Linked DNA regions of Mus musculus: region 2 is linked to region 1. The links are chromatin loops, found by intact Hi-C in ENCODE. Cell type or tissue: heart. All regions are shown on one strand. Each heading gives the region's core, and the rest is flanking DNA. Links, peaks and the distances in the headings are about the cores only. Region 1 holds the start of Gm42326 (a long non-coding RNA gene). Region 2 overlaps Man1c1 (mannosidase, alpha, class 1C, member 1).

Evidence for each region. A loop is a pair of places that touch in the nucleus more often than their neighbours do. Peaks named below come from ENCODE experiments on the same cell type or tissue, not always from the same donor. Only the 100,000 strongest peaks of a DNase experiment are listed, where the experiment ranks them.
Region 2: a loop joins it to region 1, with 1.9 times the contacts of the local background. A loop is called at or near these places in 1 of 42 quality-filtered maps.

Annotation. Positions count from the first base shown.
Region 1 is chr4:134,588,425-134,592,808 of GRCm38, forward strand. It overlaps Man1c1 (mannosidase, alpha, class 1C, member 1), which reads right to left. Exons shown (of 12, transcript NM_207237.3): 4 at 2,932-3,012. It overlaps Gm42326 (a long non-coding RNA gene), which reads left to right and starts at 3,780. Exons shown (of 3, transcript XR_881492.3): 1 at 3,780-4,257. In heart, for the core only: CTCF peaks have their summits at 472 (motif pointing right) and 2,294; DNase peaks (open chromatin) are centred at 771, 2,177 and 3,307.
Region 2 is chr4:134,682,471-134,686,854 of GRCm38, forward strand. All of the region lies in intron 1 of Man1c1 (mannosidase, alpha, class 1C, member 1), which reads right to left. Among named protein-coding and RNA genes, the nearest start is that of Man1c1, 20 kb to the right of the region's middle. In heart, for the core only: a CTCF peak has its summit at 2,652 (motif pointing right); a DNase peak (open chromatin) is centred at 704; H3K27ac peaks cover 1,776 bases.

The sequences.
Region 1 (4,384 bases), core at 235-4,234:
TACAGAGTTCTGTGGCTTTCACCAGGACACCTAGGAGTCTCTCCTCAGAGGGGTGTGGCCTCAGTGGCCTCGTGGTTCTAGTCCCCGAACAGAAGGGAAACAGGTGTGAGTTTCATCTTACAGGGGCAGAAAGCACACGGAGCCAAGGGCCCAGAACATGTTCTCTCTGCCGCTGTGTGACCTTCGTTGAACCCTGCACTGTCTCTGAGCCTCAGTTTCCCCATCTGCCCAGTAGAATGGTGGACGTGCCATGGCAACTCCACAGAGTTCTTGCCGAAATTGAGAAAGAGGGAGCTTTTGTGCGGATGTGCTTCTGAACTGTGAAGCTCTGTCCCAGCATCCCCAGGAACAGCTCTGATTATGCCTGCCATCTTTTAAAAAATTTATTATTCTATGTGTAAGGTTGTTTAGCCGGTATGTATGTCTCTACACCGTATACATGTAGGGCTCAGGAAAGCCAGAAGAGGGCATCAGGATCCCTGGGAGGGGAGCTGTAGAGGCTGGTGAGCCGCCATATGGGTGCTAGGAATTGAACCCAGGTCCTCTACAAGAGCATCCAGTGCTCTCATAACTTCCAAGACATCTCTCTGGCCTCATGCCAGACTCTTGACGGGAGTCAGTCTCAGCAGGAGTGACCAACCAGCAGGGTCCTCTTCTGCCACTTCCTCTGAAGCCAAGAAAGTGGCAGCCAGCAGATGTGGCGCACATAGTTGTAGGAAGTTACGACATGCCCACAACAGGCAGCCCACTGGGTGTGGCTTGAGCTTAGTGTGACTGGAAGCAGGCACTGACGATGGAGACAGACTGGAGGGCCAAAGGACTGGATCGAGGCCTGGCACAGCCCTCAGTGAGTCATCATCTGTAAGTGGGTGATGTACTCCTTTCACTGATGGGACATAGGCAGCTCTCACAGTGCTGTGCACAGAACTCAAAACCCGGTATTTAGAAAGGAAGAAGGCTGGACATAGCGGGGACCGTGGATGTGTGCTGCACCTCGCTGTACAGGAAGACTCAGCATGCTCGTTACTTGGGCTTCCTTCTGAGCTTTATGAAGTCCTCTTTTCTTCCCTCCTTCCTTCCTTCCTTCCTTCCTTCCTTCCTTCCTTCCTTCCTTCCTTCCTTCCTTCCTTCCTTCCTTCCTCCCTTCCCTTCTCCTCCTCCTCCTTCTTCTTCTTCTTCTTTTTTTTTGAGACAGGGTTTCTCTGTATAGCCCTGGCTGTCCTGGAACTCACCTTGTAGACCAGGCTAGCCTCTAACACAGAGATCTACCTGCCTTTGCCTCCTGAGTGCTGGGATTACAGAAGGACACCACCGCCTGGCTGTGAACTGTCTCTCTAGTCACCAATGCCCTGGGCCACAGCCCCAGATGTACATCCTGAAGTCAAAGTGTGGGCCACTCAGGGAGCCACAGGCTCAGGAAGACAGACTCTTCAGAGAAGGGTCAAAGGAGAGCTGGGAGGCTGTCATCAGGAGCCACTAGCTTCTTGGTCCTAAGCATCTCCGCTCCCCTTCCCTGCATCCATCCCTCCTCCAACCACGCCAGCCAGCGGGGGCTGGGCAGGAGCCTCTGAAGCACATGAGTGACTTTGCCGTTTTCCCCCCTGCTCGCTCTGTCATTTTCCTGTCCTGGGGTTTTCAAATGATATTCAAGCTCTGGGTGGCTCGACGCCGAGGGCTCCCATCGACAATTTTTTTTGGACAAATTGGTACAAGCAGTAATCTCTGCTGAGGAGATTATGTTTGATGGAGAGAGGCCTGAAGCGACTGGGGAGATAGAGGCGGCTTGCTGCCTCTAAGCTCTCAACTTCAGTCACGACAGCAAGGGAAGAAGACTTTCTTGGGTCATAGTTATAGAGCGGGTCAGGATTTCTCTGTAGCTTGCCTGCTTTACCTGCCTGGCTCCTAATTCCAAGTGGTGGCAGAGCTGGGCAGAGGGGCCCTCTGGATCCCGGGGAACAGCCTGACTGATGACCTATATTCTGGAGACACTGCCAACCTGGCCATCTGATACTCAGAGTGTGCAACGACAAGTGCTCACGAGGGGAGAGGGGAGGCTCCAGTTCCTCCCAATCTCAGTTCAATTCAGAATTCTCTGGCAGAGAGAAGACATCGTTTGGAGGTGACAGCCCAGGCCAAACTCTGTCCTGTTCCATGTCACAAGGGCTGTTTGATCTAAAGAGGTAACATGACCATCCGAGGACTCGAAAGAAAGTGGTAAGAGGGGACTTGTTTAAGGCCATCAGCAGGTGACCCTGGGCACTTCTTGGCCCTCAAAGGCTTGCAGTTACAGGTTATGGCCAGCAGGGCGGCCCCATGGCCCCACTGCTCCCTTGAGAATGGGTACAGCCAGTTCTGCCCAGGAGGGGAGCCAAGGAAAGGGTTGGCTGTGAAGTATATGACAATCTATGGGCTCTGCGACTTGGCAGTTAAGAGCACTGACTGCTCTTCCAGAGGACCCAGGTTCAGTCCTAACACAGCCAGCTGTAACTACAGTTTCAGGGGATTCAATGTCTTCTTCTGGTTTCTTTGGGTACTAGACACACATGTGGTTCACATACATACATACAAGCAAAAACCCACACTTGTTTTAAAAAAAGGCCAATGTCCATGGGGGTAAGAGGAAGCACTTTGGCCTTGTGGGTCATGAGACCTGAAATCTATGAATGGCAGTTTGCAAGTGGCTGGTTCTGCACAGACATGGTTCCAACCTCACAGAAGTCATCAGGTGCTCTGGGCCCCAAGTGTGCTCACCTGGGCCATAGATCTGTGCAATGTGGAATCCTCATGGAGTCAGGGAGTTGGGGGGGAGAACTCGAGGCCCTGGTTGGTCTCTGGCTGATTTCCTGCCCCCATGAAGCCATGGGAAAGTAGAGGCAGAACTATAGTTTTTCTAAGACCTGTCCAGCCTGGAGCCTCAAAGGACCAACTTACCTCTTCTCCAGTCAGGTAGAAGGCCGAGAGCAGTCCTCCGATATACCGGATGTTCACTTCAAACAAAGATGCTTCTCCACTCTGCAAGAAGGTGGGGGAGGGGGGACAACGGGTCCAGTAAGGATACGTGTGAGTCTCCCACAGCCAGCCAGGCCCTGGACAAGGGCCACGCTGCTCCCCTCAATACACACCTGTACCCTGCCTCGAGGACCCCAGCAGGCCAGGCCACTGCTCCGTTTTCATAGCTGAGGTTGGGAGAGGCCAGCACCTGCCTGGCAGTTGCTACTGTGCATTTAAGCGTTCCAAATAAACACCGGCTTTGGCTCCCATCCCCAGCCTTGCCGGAGGCCATTGGAGCAGTTCCGCCTGGCTGGGCTCCAAGGAGCTCCAGGACCTGTGCCGAGCTGCAGGAGAAGCTTAGCCCAAGGAGAAGCCAAACCTTCTCTAGCCTGGCCTGCCACCCTCGCCCTGTCCCGAGAAGCTCCCATGGCTTAGCTGGAGTGAGAGAGCAGGGCAGGGCTGAGCAGGAGAGGCTGTGGGCAGATGCCTGTGTAAGAGTCAGCAGCCTCTGGACCCACCAACAATGCCCTTCTCCATGCCTGTGCCCCCCACACTGCCCAGTACAAAGCAGGTGTGGAGGCATCCTGCCAAGGGCACCATCTGTACATGGCTTTGTGACTTGGGATAGATTTCTTGTCGTCCCCCCCCTCCCCCCCCGTTTCCTCCTGCACAGAACAAGTGTGACACCACCTCCCAGGCAGGCCTTCTCACGGTGACACAGTAAGCTGATGCAGGTCTCGCAAAGGCTCCTGTTTCCACCCCTTACCCCAGGTGCTCCCCTTGGCAGCTTTCCGCACCGTATTTTAAATTTTTATTTCTAACGCTGGGGAGTTAACTGAGGGTCTAGGCAAATGAGTTATAGCCCTGGCCTTTTTTCTTTCTTTTGAGACAGGGTCTCGCTAAATTGCCCAGGCTAGCCTTGAACTTGTGCTCCGGCTGTTTCAGCCTCCACTGGGATTCCAGGACCACACTACCAGGTCTGACTCAAGCTTTCACTATGCACAGCAGCCAGTGTTACCTGTTAATCTGGGAGGATGTTTCCACGAGCAAAAAGTGTGCAAATCTCACTTCCTTTTAACCTCGTAGGGCTCTGTGATGTCACCCCACTCTCTAGATGAAGAAGCTAAGGTGCAAAGAGGTCATGACCCCACCTTTCTTTTTTTCCTGAAAACACTCCAACCTACCCCAGGCTGCCTGAGTGTCCACAGCTCCCTGGTCCCTTGGGCAGGCCCATCCTTTGCCTGGAGGAGCTGGGGCCTGTGCCAGGTGAGTCCCTGAAGATGTTCCTCTGCCCCTCCCTCACCCACTGAAAAGGAACAAAGGCTCCCCTGGGCTCACAAAGGCCTCAAGATGATTCTAGTAATTATAGTGGTTATGAGGAGCCCACTTAGTC
Region 2 (4,384 bases), core at 286-4,285, 94 kb after region 1:
CGCATATATAGGACACCTTCGTAGTGCAACCACGGTGTGCTTGTGGCTGCATACAACCTGCATGCTCTACACAGTGGGGGTGAAACCGCACCTCCTTGTCTTCACACCTGGGGCTGAATGAGGTCAGTTCCTAGGAAAGGCTGAACCAGAAAGGAACAGAAGGCAGTTAACATTCCTCTCAACATCTCTCAGTTCAAGCGTGTCAATCCTGAAAAGGTCTGGGTCTGACCTGTTTGGCAACACGGAGCAGATCTGCAAATTCCAGCAGCCACAGGAGGGCAGTTTTTAGGGTAACCGTGATAGGGGGAGAAACAAGACAAACAGCAGCCTTTGAAAGGATGGCAGCCCTGAGACAAAATGAAGGGGTGAAGGAAGAGTAGGCAGAGCCCCAAAGGCCCCCAGTTCCTCTCTCACTTAAATCCTAGGAGGACTGGCGGAGATGGACCCATGCAGAAAGCCTCAGCATCTAATTAAACATTTTAGACTCCACTGCACGTGAGCAAGGAACCTGAGTCCCCCACGGAACCCTGACAAATGAGTCGTTTCCAATCAATCTATCACCATAGCATCTGGGTACCTCGGGAAGATGAAAATAGGAGCGACACATAAATGAAAACCAATACACAAACATCGTCTCCCACACAGGCCTCCAGGAAACCACAGGCAAGGCGGCCATCTGCCAAGACGCCCGCCTGCCCAGCACCGCTTCCTGCAGCCAGCAGCCAGAGTAAGCAGGGCTTAACTCGAGATTTAACAACAGAGAGATCTCCCCCTCTCTGAAGCCTGACTCTCCACTGGTGCCCCTTGGCTGAACGTCCACCCATCCAAGCCGGAAGGAAATCAGAGACGGGCAAAGGAGATGCATTTCTATAGGCTGCATCAGTCAAGGAATTTGTTAGAAATAAACAGTTGGGACAGAACCGAAGAGAGGCTGTGAGTCGGCTGAAGGTTGAGAATTCACAGATTTCTTTCACAGACATGGAGATCTGCAAGACACATCCAGATGCCCCTGCAAAGAACGCTTCCGGGAAGCAACAATATAGTCTTTGTTTGAAACTATTTCTTTCCAAATTTGTTTTACAACAAGTAGATGGGGTCCCCCGTATCATGACAAGTGTGTGGAAGGCAACTCATGGGAGTTGGAGGTCTCGCCTCACACCATTAAAGTCCTGGGGGGTCCAACTCAGGTTGTCGGTCTTGGCAGCGAGACCCTTCAGTAGCTGGCCCATCTCTCCTACTCAGTGGCATCTTCTCCATCCCTCCCTGGCAGCTTCAACCACAGCAGCCTCCATGCCCTGGGTCTGATAACCCCAGTCAGCAAGGCTCAAGGCAGATCATACCCAGCATGGCAAAAATGAGGTAACAGCAAGACTCGGGGAGGTCCCACTGTAAGCAACCCTTCCTCCTGCATTCTGCCAATGACTGGATTTTATAGATAGCAACCCACCCTGCTGACCACGGGCTCTCCAGAAGGCGAAGAAGCAATGTCCAAAGACTGCTCCGCCGACAGAAAAGCATCAGAGACCACCATGGGAGGGCAAGAACGGCCCGCTGCGAGATCTACTCCTAGACAAGCAAATATTTTCATCTCTGCAGTTCATCTGCTCCCCCCACAATGTTTCAGGCTGAACAGGCAAATATTTACACAGCTAAGCAATGCTTCCCTGCCTCTGGGCATGTTTGTAGGAGGAAGTGACCTGAGCCTGTGACAATATTATTCTATAAAGCTCTGTAAAGCCAGGGGCTCCCCTTTGCCCTTCCTTTGTGCCCACTGTGCAAATGAGACTCCGTGGACTGTCTGTTTTTCCAATATTTTTCTTAAAGTTTTAATGAATCCGTGAGATCAAGGGAACCATGTGTGTTCTCAGCTCAGGAAAACTTGGTTTTAATGGAGTCTTTACCCCAGGCTCTCCTCTTCCAACCCCCGGGGGGGAGTCTGACATATAGCCAACTTTCAGCATCCCTCTTAAGCAAGGAAAAAAATGAACTCAACTCCATAACGAGCCTAGACTGAAATCAACCTCAGAACGGGCACACCTGCCGCTCTTTTCCCAGACCTACCTGGGAAGAGTCTAAAGGCCCAGTGGCTCGGACTACAACCAAGTGGAATTAAGTCTGCATCTCCGATTTCATGAAAGGGAGGCAGTAGCATTTACCAAAAGCCTACATGAGATTTCAGAAGGCAATAAAGGCCCAAAGCCCTGCGCTCGAGACACAGGCGACTCATTCTTCTGAATACCTGAGAATATGGCATTTCCAAAGTGAAAGCTCTCCGTCCAAAATTACCATCACCTTGGCTTTCTGATGACGTCATGAGAATGTCAACATCATGAAAACCTACTGGCCTGCAGTCTCATGGTCAATTTCCTCTTGGGGTTCTGTCAAGGATGAGCCAGGATTACAGTCTTCGCCCTAAATGTCAGTCTGTTAGACAGATCTGCTTGGCTCTTAATGGGATACTGGGGCTCTGCTATGAACACCACAGGAATTTCTCACCTGGTTGTTCTAGATGATAGCATCTCAGCCTGGGCCCTTTCCTTCAAAGCAGACTCCCTAAAGATTATTTTTTATTTAATTTCGTTTTTATGTGTATTGGTGTTTTGCCTGCATGTATAGCTATGTACCACCTGCATGCGATACCACCAGAGGCCAGAAGAGGGCGCTAGATCCTCTGGATCTTGAGTTACAGACTGTTGTGAGCCACAGGTGGGTGCTGGGAATTGAACCCTGGTCCTCAGCAAGAGCAGCTTTAAACAGTTTCACTCCAGTCCTGAGGATCCTTGCATATAGGGGTGGTAGGTACTAAGTCAAAATTCTTTCTCTCTTTTGAAAGTTTTTTTTTTGCACAAAATAAATTTATATTCTTTAAGCTATTAAATTTATGCAGCTTGATACAATGTCAGTAAAAATTATATTATTTATTATTGTTGTATCTCTGTGATCGTGTGTGTGTGTGTGTGTGTGTGTGTGTGTGTGTGTATACCTAGGAGCCAGGCACCAACTGCAGGTCGTCAGGTTTGTGTTGAGTCAGGAACCACTTTTACCCGCTGAGCCACCTCATGAGCCCTCAGAATTCTACTTCTTGCATTCAAATAGAACTCTAGTTCCTGGAAGAGGATTGCACTCCTACTCCTTCCCCTGACACCAAACCTAAAAGCACTTTACACCGAGCACAGGGAACGCCACACTGGACAGCCATAGGAAACCTGCGATGTCCGTCTCTGCCCACTCCTTCTGGGTGGAGGCGTCTCTGGTAGCCTGGCAGATGCAGAACAAGACATGGCTAGGGGATGCTCCTGCACAGTGCCACCCTGAGAGTAGTGAGTGCTCCCACCCCCACCCCCACCCCCAGGAAGGCCAGCACCAGAAGCTGCTGGAGTCTCTGGACAGAGCTGCTGTTTTTCTGCCAAGGCAGGAACGTGTCTCTTTTATAAAGAGTTCCCTTGCACGATGAGGTAGCAGAATCGATTATGTTTTACTTGCTGTTTTTATAAAGGTCTGCTTCTGAAAGGGAGGAATGGAAGGCTTCATTTCCCCTTGATTCTTATCATTAAAACCCAAGGCTACTCCAGAGTTCTGCAAAGCAAGTGACGCACAGGGGAGACGGCTTGTGGAGAGCCAGGGAGGATGGAGGAGTGTGATTTAGGTCAAGAGTACACACGCAGGAAAACAGAACAGGGGCTGGAATGTCTTCCTGAGAAATTACCACTTAACCAGCAAAGTCAAGTTTTAACCTTTGAAAAGCCCGCTCCAGGGCGTGGGGGCGGGATCTTCAACCAGAGACTCCGGACTGAGACTCAACACCTCCCCCTACCCAAATGAGACATGATGCACAGTGATAAATTGTGCTGGCTACTTTTGTATCAACTTGACACAAGCTCCAGACATTAGGGAAGAGGGGAGGAGCCTCAACTTAGAAACCGCTTCCATCAGACCCGACTGTAGGCAAGCCTGTGGGGAATTGTTTTGATTAATGATGTGTAAGGGCTCAGCCCATTGAGGGTGAGGGTGGGGCCAGCCCTGGGCAGGAGTGTATAGGAAAGCAGGCTGAGCCAGCCAGGAGGACCAAGCCGTAAGAGACTGGAGCCCTACGAGGCCCTCTGCTCCAGCGTCTGTCTGCTTCAGTTCCTGCCTGCAGGTTCCTGCCTTGGGTTCCTGCCCGACCTCCCTCAGCAATGAGGCATGATGGAGTTGTGAGCTTTTCAACCCTTCCCTCCCCTTTGGTCGATGTTTTATCTCAGCAACAGAACCCCTACGAAACATGATACTTCATCAGGAGCACGAGAGTGAGGAGAGATGGGATCAGACCTCACAGAACAAATGCACCACAGAAACCCCTCAGTAACTCAGCAATTAGACTCACCCAGCTTCCCTTCCCTCCCCC